3 separate regions of the Mus musculus genome follow, and all the other regions are linked to region 1. The links are chromatin contacts, found by Hi-C or POLR2A ChIA-PET in ENCODE. All regions are on one chromosome and are shown on one strand. The core of a region is the stretch at or near the end of the contact, and the rest is flanking DNA. Distances in the headings are between cores, read along the strand shown.

Region 1 (4,432 bases), core at 644-3,143:
TCTCTCTTTTACTCTACTAAGCAATACATTTATTTTTTATTCTTAATTTTAAGTCATGGACTTAAAATATTTTATTAGTTTCAGGAGAAAAACAACAGGGCAAGCAAACTGTAAATCTTGGCAACTGCCTGAAAGAAGTCTCCCTTTTGAGCAGTCACATGGTGACAAGGTTGGGTAGAAAGAATGAAAAAACCCAAAGCACCAGGAAGAGCATGCCTGGGCTTCAGAAATAAAGAAGAAAAAAATCATACTCTGGGGGCTGGAGAGATGGCTCGGCGGTTATGTACTGTTCTTTTAGAGGAGCCGAGTTCAATTCCTAGCACCGACATCTCAGTTTACAACTGCCTAGAACTCCAGCTCCAGAGGAACCTGATGCTTCAAGTCTCCCAGACCTGCACTCTGGTGCACATGCTGGCGTGCACGTGCACACACGCACAATAGAAATAAAAAGCTTGTTTAAAGGCATGGTGCCACGGGGTTTTAATCCCAGCCCTTGGAAGGCAGGTGGATCTTTCTGTGTTTGAGGCTAGCTTGGCCTAATGAGAATACTAGACCAGGTTTGTTAATTTCACTGCAAGTGGACGAGGTTAATGTGCACCACTGGCATGCTTAGTACCCAGAGAGGGGAAAGGGCAACTGGAATTAGAATGATTATGGGCCACCGTGTGGGTGAAGGGAATCAAACCCAACTTCAGTGGTCTGTAAGTGCTCTTAACTTGTGAGCCCTCTCCAGTACTTTCAGCTTTATTACTGTGTTTATGGCTACAACTGTGATTCTTGTCTTCCATCCAGGGGTAAAGCTCAGGTGGTTAGTTAGACTTGGTAGAAGTTGTCCCCTTCCCTTCCATTTTGAGAATGAATCACAGCACAGTTCGAATGCCCTGAAACTTTAAGGTAGCCCAAACTGGACTCAAACTTGGAGTAACCAATCTCGGTGAGTTTTGGAAATAACATCACTACACCGGGTTCCAGAACATGTATTTCAGGTAGTGGAGCTTTTGTGGGTTCTTGAGGCATCACTGGGTAGCTGGTACTACAGTGTGCTAAAACAACACTCCCATTTCCCTGGGGGAAGTCATAACTGTAAAAACAACCCCATGCACTATCCCCCCTACCCCTCAAAAATTAAGACCCAGAGATCTAAAGGAAATAATAAATCGAAGTGTCTGGCAAAGTAAACAGTCACCATGAATATACACCAAATAGCAACGGCTTGTTTTTCATTCACTGATAGCTCTCGGGGATCCTAAATTATTTTGCTTTGTATTCAGCAAAACTAGTTTCAAGTTGGGCGTGGTGGTGTAATCTCAGCTGAGGTCGGAAAATCAACTTGGTCTGTATAACAAGCCCCAGTACTTACTAGCAAGACTGTCTCAGATGGAAAAAAAAATTTTTTTAAATGACGATCACCAAGTCACTTAAATGAATGGAAGTGTTCTCTGACCCCTATGAGGGCGCCAAGGAACATGAGAAATTACTTATAGTGTGGGCGAGAGAGGCCGAACAGACTACAGTGAGGCTCCCCATCCTGTCCACTCCCGGTTTCTGAGGGTGGGCAGGCGACAGCGAAGACCGTACGCTGCGGGACGATCACGAAGCAGCCCGAGTCCTCGAGCCGCAGCAACTTCCGCCCTCAACGCTCCTCACGCCCGCGCCCTTGCGCAAAGCAGGCTGGGAATGCGGAGCCTAGGTGGCCCCGCCACCGCCCACTCCCGCGTCCGGGCCGGCGGTATGGCGTCGGGAGTGGATGACATGTAGAGCCCGCCTCTCTGAGCCTGGCTCAGCTCCGCCTCTGGGCGGTTCGCTCTGCTGTAAAGCCCCGCCTCTGTCCTCCAACCGCACCCCAAAACCCTAGACACTCTGGATCCACCTCCTACGGAAGCCGAAGCGCAGTCCGAATCCGGAAGAAAAACAATCCGGAGGGAGCAGTGCTGCTGAGACCGGAGACCAAGGGCTGCTCCGGCTCGCACTAGATGCAGCACGGAGACAGGAACACACCGGGTTACCGCGAGGGAATAATGTCGGCTGTGAGTCTAAGGAGGCCGAGCGCACCGAAAGGCTTTGCACTCAGGTGAGGACGCAGGTGTAGGCCGGTCGGTTCCTGGCGGTTAGCTGTCTTCAGCCCAGTCTGATTTGTGGGGCTGGATTTCAAAACCACAGTAGGATCAAGGCTGCCCTAGTTTAGATACCCGAATTCTGTCAGGCCAGTACTGAAAGGGCTATGTTAGGATTGATGCACGCTCTAAACTTTGGCTGCCGAGTTGGTCACTGCAGATGCTCCCCAAGCAAGTGTCCAGTTGATTCTTGGAGCAGACAGGGTTAGATTGCTAAGGACCAACATTTGCCCCTACAGTTGTAGATTAGAAGTTTTGTTCCTGTTTTTCAGCAGTACATCATGGGGTCTTCTTGATCGGGCTGTGATCTCTAGAAATCCGAAATCAGATTTAGATAAGATCCTTTAGCGAGGTAAAGCCTGGTCTCATGCCCGCTCTTAAATCACGAGGAACACTGCTAATCGTCCAATTGAGCGTAATTCGCGGTGCATGGATTTGTTACTAATCATCAAAGTTGAGGATTGGGATGCCAAATCCCGAGTTTTATTTTTTATCCACTTAGAGTGGGAATACAAGGAGCCACTGAGTAAAGAAACCGGTTACCTGCCGGACAGCAGGGGGAGACTGTAAACAGACAAAATGACAGTCTCTCAGAGGACTTGAGAGGAAGGTTTTTGTATTATTTTGTTTATATTCATAGGGAGAGGCAGGGAGCTGCTTGAAGCTAACCAGGAATTTTTTTGTTTTGTTTTGTTTACAAGTCACACTTTAAGAACAGGCTCTGGTGGAGAAGGAAATGCCCCCCTCCCCTTTTTGGGTGGCTCTGCGGGATCTTGTGCTTCAGTGCCTCGGTATTCTTGGAACTCAGGTTTCATCTGTAGAGTCTGAGCTCCTGCTTGCTCTGTCCTGGAGACAGTCTGGGCTTCTTGGAGTGTTGCTATAGCAACACCCTCACTGAAGGTCTCCCTAAGTCTTCGCTTTTCTGAACTTGTGATGGATGTGGTGGTATTTAAGAGCTGTTGATTATTTCTCCTGATACTGAGACTTGTGGAGAGCGGAGGTTGGAATGTTATGTACCAACTGGCGACTTGTCCCAAGAGAGAGTAGACTCGTGAGACAGATAATAAGAAACCTGTTACTCAGAAACTTGTCCCTAGGCTACGTGAAGGCCTTGGCAGGATTTGTTGTGTGCCAAGGATCTGCAAGGTAGGAGAGGGGAAGGGAATACGCTGTCAGCCTCTCTCTTTCTGAGTTTCTGTTCTCGTAGCTCTGAAGCACATGGCCATGCTCAGTCAACCTCCAATTCCCTCTCGGTGCTCTTGGGAACCCATAGGTTGAGGAGTAAGCATGCAGAGTTGCTGACTGGGCCACAGAGGATGAGTGAGGTTTCTGTAGCTGGAGGGGCTAATAGGTTCCTGTCTCTCAAACGCAATCATTCTTTCCTTCTGGCCAATGGCATTTGAGCTCCCTTTGGCAGCTCTGTGCCAGGTACTGCCAGCTATGGGCGACTGTAAACCTGCCTAGAAGAGCCAGTTGGAGGGAGGGAAGAGATTCCTGCTTTCCAGGCATGAAAGGGAAGGTGAAAGCTGGGTAATCCACTGCTCCTTTTCCTCTTTCCTACCACACGATGCAGAAGCAAGCTGGGCATAGTGAGATTAACAACGTTAATCTCAGAATTTAGGAGGCAGAAGAAGGCTGATCTCCGTAAGGAGTTGAGGCCAGCCAGGGCTGCATAGTGAGACACAGCCTCAAAAGCACCAAACAAACAAACATGCAGACACATTTCCCATGATCACTGCAGCGGAAGCCTTGCACATACCTAGGTCTTTGCCTGCTATCTGGAAAAATCTTAGCCTCCATCCCCTGTGACTTAACATCCTTTCCACAGCGTACATGTTGTGACGTGGAATGTGGCCTCCGCAGCCCCCACTGTAGACCTCAGTGACCTACTTCAACTGAACAACCAAGACCTGAATCTGGACATATATATCATTGGGTAAGTGTCTGAAGGGCCCCTGCACCCCCTATCCCTGTAGAGGGCTGATGTAACCTGTCCTCGCTTGTGTTAGAGTCTGAAGGGGAGGAGCTTTCATCCTCCCTGGGTCCAGTCTTGTGTTTCTTGTCCTGGGTCAGCAATGGTTATGGGTTGGAGGTCAACAGCCACACAGCTAGGAAAGGGAGGCCTCTTGGTCTTCAGAATGCAGGCCTGAGAGTCTGATGATGGCTGTGGGAGAGTCAGTATCCTCCAGGCCAGGGGTGATCCTCTGCCTTGGAATGGTCAGTTTGCAGGAAATGAATTTTGGAATCATAAGCCTTCTTTCTGATGCTGCTTTTGAAGACCCATGGAGCAGTCTCTTCATGGATATGCTTTCCCCACT
Region 2 (4,432 bases), core at 1,084-3,583, 120 kb before region 1:
CCGGACAAGCTGAGTTTGATGCTCCAGAACCCCTGTATAGGTGAAAGGAGAGCCTGTCCCATAGAATTTTCCTCTGACCTTCACATACACTCAGTGCCATACAGAATAATAATACATTAAAAACATTTTTGTTTTTGAGACAGGGTTTCTCTGTGTAGCCCTGGCTGTCCTGGAACTCGCTTTGTAGACCAGGCGGGTCTCGAACTCAGAAATCCACCTGCCTCTGCCTCCCAAGTGCTGGGATTAAAGGTGTGTGACACCACGCCCGGCTAAAAATATTTTTGTATGTAGGAGTTTTTTCTGTACACCATATTCAGGCAGTACCTGTAGAGAGCAAAAGAAGGTCCTAAAACTGGAGTTGCAGACAGTTGTAGGCCACCATGTGGCAGGTCCTCTGGAAGAGCAACCAGTACTCTTAACCAGTGAGCCATCTCTCCAGCCCCAACAATAAAATTTTAAAAACTTCTGGCATTCTGGGTTGGTACTAAGAATACCTTCTGATCTCATCTCTAGATTGCAGGATACCTGTATGGGGTGAGCCCTCCAGATAACCCTCAGGTGAAGGAGATCCGTTGTATTGTGATGGTGCCGCAGTGGGGCACGCACCAGACTGTGCACCTGCCCAGCCAGCTGCCCCAGCATGAGTACCTCAAGGTTAGTGGTGGTGGAGCCTGGGAGTGCACTCACTGTCGTGCTACCCTAATGGGGGACATTTGTCTGCAGATGGGTTGAACATCTCTTTATTGCTGTTTGCCTACAGGAGATGGAACCCTTAGGTTGGATCCACACTCAGCCCAATGAATCCCCCCAGCTATCACCCCAAGATGTCACCACTCATGCCAAAATCATGGCTGACAACCCATCTTGGGATGGGGAGAAGACTATTATCATCACGTGCAGGTTGGTGTGGGCCTCTTGGGTGGAAATATTATAGAGCAGGCATTGCAGGCCAGGACCTGGATTGGTGGCTTGAGCGCTTACCCTGTCCCTGTCCCCCCCACCCCAGCTTCACACCAGGCTCCTGCACACTGACAGCCTACAAGCTGACACCCAGTGGGTATGAGTGGGGCCGGCAGAACACAGACAAAGGCAACAACCCCAAAGGCTACCTACCCTCGCACTACGAGAGGGTTCAGATGCTCCTGTCTGACCGATTCCTCGGCTTCTTCATGGTCCCCGCCCAGTCCTCCTGGAACTACAACTTTATGGGTACGTGGTTGTGTGTGCCTAGGAAGTGTGGGGTAGAGACAGGTGACCAGCATGCTTGGTCATCTTGTCATCTTGAGGTCTGGCTGCCTTGGAAACGGTCCAGGGGCCCAGGCTGGGTGAGGCAGGCAGAACCTTATTAACTTCTGATGTTTCCCCTCCCATTAGGTGTTCGACATGATCCCAACATGAAATACGAGCTGCAGCTGGCAAACCCCAAGGAATTCTACCATGAGGTCCACAGGCCCTCCCACTTCCTCAACTTCGCCCTTCTGCAGGAGGGTGAGGTCTACTCTGCAGACAGAGAGGACCTCTATGCCTAGTTACTTCCTTCTGCTTCAGATCCCCAAAGCCTGGAGCCTCTTGAACGCCCTCCCCAGACAAGCTGCTGACATTCAGCAGTCAGCCCCTTTGCGTTCTGTGCTTGTGTTGTTGATAGATTGTAATCCTGAACAAAATGTAATAAATTTTATAAATAGTGCTTTTGTTTTCTTGCTGTTATGAGGTCAAATTCTGGGCATAGGCGTTTGAGGATTGGGGACTAGCTTGGGCAGTTGACAGCAAGGTACTGGGCCCTGCCTTCAGAGCCTTGAGGCCTTCTCCGCTGGAGGCTTAGAGGCTCCCTAGACTCAGGGAGCTGAGTTGGGGCTGGCTTATTACTTTGAGCATATTTGCTGGTTTCTCTGTAAAAGTACTTGGAGTCTACCTATTTTCAACATCACTTCTTGGACTGTGTGGTCCTCCTATAGCTGTAGTGCCCGGTCTCGTTCATTTTTGTAAACTGTGTGGTTCCTAGTGGGGGAACATACTTAAGTGACTGTCCCTGCAGTCCAGTAGAGGCTGTTTGCTGACCTTCAGTCTTTCACCTCTTGGCAGCCAAGTCCAGGGGTGGAGCCCGGGTCAGGCGCTATGGGGAGGGCTTGCCTGAAGTGACCACTTACAGCTCTAGTCCTCAACTCTTGGATACCTGCCTGGAAGTTGGCCGACCTGTATCCAGTGACCTTGTAGGGCACAGGGAGCCCAGAGCACTCTCCCACTCCAGGGCCTTTTTCCCTATTTGTTCCTCCCGGGTTGCTTCTACCCCGCCCCTTATGGCCCTAAACTTCCTGGGCCGGAACTGTTAAGCTTTTTCCTGCACCAGTTAAGGGTGTGGGTGGCTTTTGACCTTAAGAGAGGAAAAAATGGAGCCCAGGAGGGCAGCGCCCAGGCTACCCAGTCAGGCCTCTTCTTCAGTGGGCGCAGGGTCAGCCGCCGAGCTCGTGTACCATCTAGCGGGGGCTCTGGGCACTGAGCTACAGGGGCTGGCACGCCGCTTCGGACCCGACGCGGCGGCTGGGCTGGTGCCACTAGTCGTGCGGGCGCTGGAGCTCTTGGAAAAGGCCGCCGTGGGGCCGGCTCCGGACTCGGTGAGTCACCGGCTCCTCCTTTTACCCCTGAGAGCCGGCAGGCCTAACCCTGAGACCCCTGGCTCCCCCAGCTGCAGGTGTCCGCACAGCAGGCAGAAGTGGAGCTGCGGCGGCTGCGCGAGGAGAACCAACGCCTCCGCCAGGAGCTAGGCTCCGGGCCGCAGGGTGAGTGAGGGTCCCACCGGAGCAGAGCGAGCTGGGGGCAGCCGGGGCCTGCGTACCCCAGAGATCGGTAGTGCTAAAGACACCCCTTCCTCAGAGGAGCGCGCGCTGCTCCGACAGCTCAAGGAGGTGACAGACAGACAGCGGGATGAGCTTCGGGCACACAACCGAGATCTGCAGCGCCGAAGCCAAGAGACCGAAGCGGTGAGGGCGGGGCCAGGCGGAGTGGGGTGGGGCCGCTACGGCCCTCGGAGCCCCGCCCCTAGCTCTCTCGCTCCACCCCCTAGCTGCAGGAACAGCTACAGCGCCTCCTGCTGATCAACTCTGAGCTGCGGCACAAGCTGGCTGCAGTGCAGACCCAGTTGAGGGCCGCCCAGGACCGGGAGAGGGAGCGCCAGATAGCTCAGGATGGCTCCAGCCAGCTGGCTAAAGAACAGAGCTTGGAACCTGATGCGGCAACCTCAGATGACCCGGTAAGAGACGGAGCGAAGTCAAAATACATCCCAGAGCTCACAGCATTCAGCAGTTGATGACCCAGCCTGGGTTTACCTGGCATGGATGTACCATGCAGTATAGAAGGTACCCAGGAAGTTGGAAGGTAGCAACAGCAGTTGTGTGCTATGTACACCTATGTAGCAGCAACTTTGTCCTCTAAGTTTTCCCAGCAGACACTTCCCATAATATTATTGTGAGCGCTGGGACTTAGGGAAGAGCTAAGACAGACTGCTCTCTGACCATTCCTGACCTTGTACAGGTGGATACTCAGAAGCAGCCAGGGAACCTTCCAGAAGCTGTCCAGTGTGGATTCAGCAGGGAAGAGCTTAAGCAAATCCTTCAGGAGCGGAATGAGCTCAAAGCCAACGTGTTCTTGCTCAAGGAGGAGTTGGCGTACTTCCAGCGGTGAGGGACTGGAAGCCAGGATGCCTGTTCCTGGTCACCCCACCTTATTTTTTGGATCGTTTATAGATCAGCAGTGACAATTGCCAGGGTCCTGCTCAGGCACTGGGAAGAAGTAACTTCCACAGTCCTTGCCCTTCTGGAACCTCACTCAAACAGGGCAGCACCAGGGGTCACCAAACTGAAGCAGCAAGCCTTATCCTTAGGAGGGGCCATCTAAGCTCATTTCAGAGGTGTTGGCGGTATAGAGCTTTCACGGGTTTCCAGGGGAAACAGTGAGCAGAGCTCAGGTACTTGATTGACACCTCCTGTTGGCCTTCCCACTTTCTTCCCTTCCTGCTTCTCTAGAGAGCTGCTCACAGATCACCGTGTTCCTGGGCTTCTGCTTGAAGCCATGAAGGTGGCAGTCAAGAAACAGAGGAGGAAGATCAAGGCCAAGATGTTAGGGACACCTGAAGAAGCAGAGAGCAGGTAAGATCCTGCCTCTGTGCTCACCAAACGAACCCCTTGGCCTGCTGCAGTTCTGCTGTGCCCAGTGATACAACTTAGCTGTGCCTGGCACCTCACTCAGCCTGCTCTCCAGCTGCCGTCCTTTCCTCTGGAATCCACTGCTCCCGCTTGCCCCGGCTGCTATGCCTCCTGCTGAAGAAACTGTCCATGCTACTTCTCCAGACTCATGTTTCCTTCCTTGGCTGGATCTCTTTACTAAAGGAAGCTATGCAGTCTTGTGAGGGGCTGTTGTCTGCCTGGTTATAAAGAGT
Region 3 (4,432 bases), core at 1,258-3,757, 99 kb before region 1:
ATTCAGAGCCAGCGGGAAATGGGGATACAGATTATAAGGCATTACGGTCAGCAGACAAAGAAAGCAAAAGGCAATATAGAGAGTGGCCAGGGAAGGCTTCCCAGAGGAGGTGCTGCCCAAGGGAGGGTCACTAGCGAGAGCAGCACAAAGCCAGAGCCACAGCAGTTCCCCAGAGGGGAGCATCCAGTGGGAAATGGGGAGGAGGAAGCAGCATGGTCCAGTCAGTTGGGGAACTTGAACTTTATCTTGAAGAACAAGGTAAAGAGTTTCTGCGGGATCTAGCAATAGGTCAGGTTTATCAAGGTCAGGTTTACATTTCCCACAATTCACTGCGGGGTAGATATGTGATGCAGAGATTGATGGATGAGTAGTTGTGTCCCAGGGACAGAAATGGGCAGATAAGATAAACAGGACACCAGGTTATCCTGGTGCAGTGGGGGCAGGGGAGGGGCAAGGCTCACAGTAGATAACATTAACTATTGTGTTAAATGTTTAGTTCACAGTGTCTAACATCATTACATGTTAGTAGCTCAGTAGGGTGCCTTTGAGCCCCCTAGCACGAGGCGGCAGAGGGCAGCCTGGATTACATAGCCAGTTCCAGGATGGCCAGAGCTACATAGTGAGATCCTGTCTCAACACTTCCCCAGACACACACACAGACACACACAATCTGAGGGAGAAGGGGGCACTATTTATTTGAAGAGGGGGAGGGAACATTTTAGATATATGTCTGGAGAAGGTCCTCAAGCAGATTGCTTAGGAAAAGGATTGAAGGGCTTAATCTATTGGCAGATAGTAGGTCCAATTTGGAGCTTATGAGATTTCTGCACAGTAGGTCATCAGGCCCCCAAACCCACCAGCAAGCCTAGACCAAGTCTGGGAGAGCATGCACTAGCAGAATGGCTGGCGAAGGTTCTGGGCACCAGGGGGCGCACTCGAGCTGAGGGAAGCTGAGTCAGGCTGCTGGGGACACCCTTAGCTCTAAAGCAAGCCGGCTCTTGAAGTGTGGAGAATCTGAGGGATACCGAGTGTTTTCTGAGGGGAGGTTAGTGCCTCTCGTCAGGGAGACTCGGACGGACAGCCAAATCTTTCGTGCTGAGGCTCCATTCCACGTCCAAGCAGGTCCTCAGAGCAGCGCAGCTCCGCTGATGATACAGAAAGGACGGAGCTCTTTGGACCCCTAGTGATCTATCGCGCTCTCCAAAGTCAGACTTAGACTAACTAGGTGCTCGGGATTGCTCACAGCATGAAGAAGGGTGGACGAGAAAGTGTGCCAGCCACATGAAAGAGTCGTTTGGGAAAGTGGGAGGGCAGGGCATGCCAAGGTGACCGGCCTGAACACTGACCGGTCTCTGAAGGCACCGAGAAAAGAGGGCGCGGGATGGGGATGGCGACAACTGGAGGACCAGGGGCTCTTAGTCCAAAATCCTGACTACAGACCCTTAAGGGACACCGATTAAAGACCAGGCAGGAGGCACCTGATTCCAGGCAAGGACCCGGTGAGTCGGGAGATCTAGCAGGGATGCGGTAATTATGCCACGACCTGGGTCGGGGTGTTCTGATACCCGTAGACAGCGCCTGGATAGGACAACGGGGGCTAGGCAGCGAGGAGCCCGGACACAAAGCCCAAGGAGCAGGCCGGGAAACAGCACAAAAGGGCGGTAATGGCCTGCGGAGTTGGAGCATCCGGCCCTGGTTCTCTCCGGGCGAGAACGGTGGTCTATACTGCGGGCCGAACCGCACGGTGCTTGGAGCCCAGCTCGCTGTGGACCAAGACTCCCTGAAACGCTGACCCATGAACTTGACAAGGAAGAGGGCAACGAGAAGGGCGTGGGGCGATGCCCGCGGCGGTCACCGGGTCGAGGGGCACTCCAGTTTAACTGGGTAGAGCTGGGCCTGCCCGAGCCGCCCCCCAGCCCCCCCATTCCTCTTGTTTGTCTCCAAGTCCGGCCGGAACCGGCTTCTGCTCGCCGGGGGGCGGGTGGGTAGCTGCTGATTGGCCGACGCCTGTTTCCAGCCCCACTCAGCCAATCAACGGGCGGCAGTGTTTTTCATCTTAGGATAGGAATAAAAGGGCTGGAAATAAAGGGGACAGAAAAGGCGCCGGGCGGGCCCGATACACACTGGTAGGAGCCGGGTGAGCTGGACTCCCAGGATCCGGGTCTCAGACGAGGGTGCGAGAACCTGAAGCCGCTCGCAGGCAGGGGTTGGAGGGAAGGTGCATACTTGTCAGAGGGACGACACCGGGAGGGAGACGTAACGAAAAAGGCCAGGAGGACAGAGGGACGGGATCCGCTTCTATGGAAACGGGCTAATCGCCGGGGTAACAGCCCGACACGGGGGTCGCGCGGTTGGCTCGCGCCGCCGGTTTGAACCGGCTTCGCCTCTCCCATGCGGGGTTCGCGTGGCGGTAGCGCCTAGCGACCTAAACACTAACCAATGGCGCGGCAGTTCCTGTGCGGTCCCGCCAATGAAAGCGCCGTGGGCGGGCCGTTTCGGGGCTCCCTGTGCTGATTTTGTGGTTGAAGGAACAAGCACTAAGGAAGGGTCTCGAGTGCGGGCGGGCGGGAGCCTGTCAGGGTCCCTGGGAGTGGCAGCTCTCAGGTGAGCCTCTGCTCAGGTGACCTTACTACGAGCTGCCTCCCTTTCCGGCCCCCAAAGTGGCTGTTCAGTCTTGCTTGGGATCAGGACCCGCTCCACGTCCTTGAGCATAATTAGCCCTTTTCCAGCTGCCATGCCTCAGTTTACCTCCGAGTGAACTAAGGGAGAAGCCTTTCCTCTTGGCCAGCGGGGCTCCACTGTGGCCTAAGGTAGCGTTACCAGGTAGCTGCGGGTACGGGGTGGCCCAGGTCCCTGACAGGGCTAGGGTTCTTTTCTTTTGCGGCGGGCACCTATAGCCTGGGCTGCAAGGGACTGACAGGCTGTGCGCCAGCGGCTACACGGGTTGGGTAGAGCCACCGCTGAAGCTGAGGTCTGCGCGCAGGTGTCTGCAGAACCGGAGCCCGACCACCGCCACACCGCACCATGGCGCCCACCCTGGCCACTGCCCATCGGCGCCGCTGGTGGATGGCCTGCACCGCTGTGTTGGAAAACCTCCTTTTCTCCGCAGTCCTCCTGGGCTGGGGTTCGCTGCTCATCATGCTCAAGTCCGAGGGCTTTTACTCCTACCTGTGTACGAAGCCAGGTGAGATGGGCGCCTCGGTCGGGGGCAGGTTTCTGGAGTGGGTCTTTGGGAGAGGGCGGTTGGTGGTGAAGATGTAAGCCAGCTATGCCTGCTTGCTGCACAGCGCCTCTAAGTGCCAAAAAGCCCATTTGATCCTCATCCAGCTCTCTGGGTGCGTATCATTATCATCGTCCCTGTTTGTGGATGGAGAAACTGAGGCTGGGACAAGTCTTCCATTTGCCCAAGCTGTAGACTAATAGACTAATAGACTCCTGCGTGCAGTCAGGAACGTTGCTGGCCTTCTGGTCTTCCAGGGCCTGCAGCATTGCTTGCCTTGCAAAAAAAAAAAAAAAAAAAAAAACATGTGTAAGAAAGAGGAACTCTCATAGGCCGGGGTGCAGCAGGAGAGAGGAAGTGGCTTCGCCTCCACCCGAAGGAAGGTTCATCTAGACCTACATGTTTTTAAGTCAGGCCATTATGGAGTCCCCTTAAAGGCTTGCCAAGATAGAATTTCTTGTCTATTTTTGCTGCTTTATGATTCTCCAAAGGCCATTTCCTCTCCTGAACTGTGAGAACATCTCAGTGGCTTTCAAAACATCGTAGGGAGGAAGAGGAAGGGAGACAGTGGTAGAAGGATGCTTAGACTCTCCAGGACAGACTGCAGGCAGGCTGAGGCTGGCCCACACTACCCCCACCCTTCCTTCTGCCACTCCTGTCTTCATACCCTGGTTGCTGTAGGGTCATCAGTGGGGCCGAGTCAGCTGCCATCCTCTCCCCTTCTTAGGCATCCTTGGTAAGAACTGCTTCTTGCCTTTGTCTCTTGTCTCTGCCCCACCCCGTACCCAGGCTTGACTCTGTAGGTCACTGCTGGCATGTCTTTTTTATTTCTAGAGTCCTATTCATTTACTTTTTTACTTTAAATTTTTTCTTACATTTTTTTATTCATTTATGGGGGCCACAGAACTGGATGACTGACAGAGGACTGCTGTCGATGACAGAGGACTGCTGTCGATGACAGAGGACTGCTTTTGGTTGTTGACACTCTTTTTCCACTATGTGAATTTATGAGGTCAAACTCAGGTTGACAGACTTGGTGGCAAGAGGTTCCACGCCCTGAGTGTCATCTCTAAGAAGTGGGCTTGCTATTTATTTTATTTTATTTTCAAAATAGGGTTTCTCTGTGTAGCCCTGTCTGTCCTGGAACTCAACCCCTAGACCAAACTTGCTTCAAACTCAAGGATCTACCTGCCTCTGCCTCTTGAGTCCTGG

Evidence for each region. A loop is a pair of places that touch in the nucleus more often than their neighbours do. ChIA-PET counts read pairs that join two places held with the same protein, here RNA polymerase II (POLR2A).
Region 2: POLR2A ChIA-PET joins it to region 1 with 10 read pairs in embryonic stem cell. The contact joins the promoter of Rilp here to the promoter of Inpp5k in region 1. A Hi-C loop is called at or near these places in 1 of 37 maps with a recorded cell type or tissue (v-Abl transformed pro-B cells). POLR2A ChIA-PET finds 5 or more read pairs at or near these places in 2 of 5 experiments (both embryonic stem cell).
Region 3: a map of v-Abl transformed pro-B cells shows a loop between it and region 1 (2.3-fold over the local background). The contact joins the promoter of Slc43a2 here to the promoter of Inpp5k in region 1. A Hi-C loop is called at or near these places in 1 of 37 maps with a recorded cell type or tissue (v-Abl transformed pro-B cells). POLR2A ChIA-PET finds 5 or more read pairs at or near these places in 1 of 5 experiments (Patski).

Annotation. Positions count from the first base shown.
Region 1 is chr11:75,629,127-75,633,558 of GRCm38, forward strand. It overlaps Inpp5k (inositol polyphosphate 5-phosphatase K), which reads left to right and starts at 1,894. Exons shown (of 12, transcript NM_008916.2): 1 at 1,894-2,071; 2 at 3,943-4,050; 3 at 4,337-4,432. The coding sequence starts at 1,974.
Region 2 is chr11:75,507,761-75,512,192 of GRCm38, forward strand. Rilp (Rab interacting lysosomal protein) reads left to right here and starts at 2,334. Exons shown (of 8, transcript NM_001029938.2): 1 at 2,334-2,612; 2 at 2,684-2,777; 3 at 2,872-2,978; 4 at 3,062-3,247; 5 at 3,529-3,674; 6 at 4,020-4,142. The coding sequence starts at 2,388. It overlaps Prpf8 (pre-mRNA processing factor 8), which reads left to right. Exons shown (of 42, transcript NM_138659.2): 39 at 514-654; 40 at 761-900; 41 at 1,007-1,209; 42 at 1,375-1,687. The coding sequence ends at 1,529.
Region 3 is chr11:75,529,605-75,534,036 of GRCm38, forward strand. Slc43a2 (solute carrier family 43, member 2) reads left to right here and starts at 2,508. Exons shown (of 14, transcript NM_001199283.1): 1 at 2,508-2,810; 2 at 2,984-3,184. The coding sequence starts at 3,025.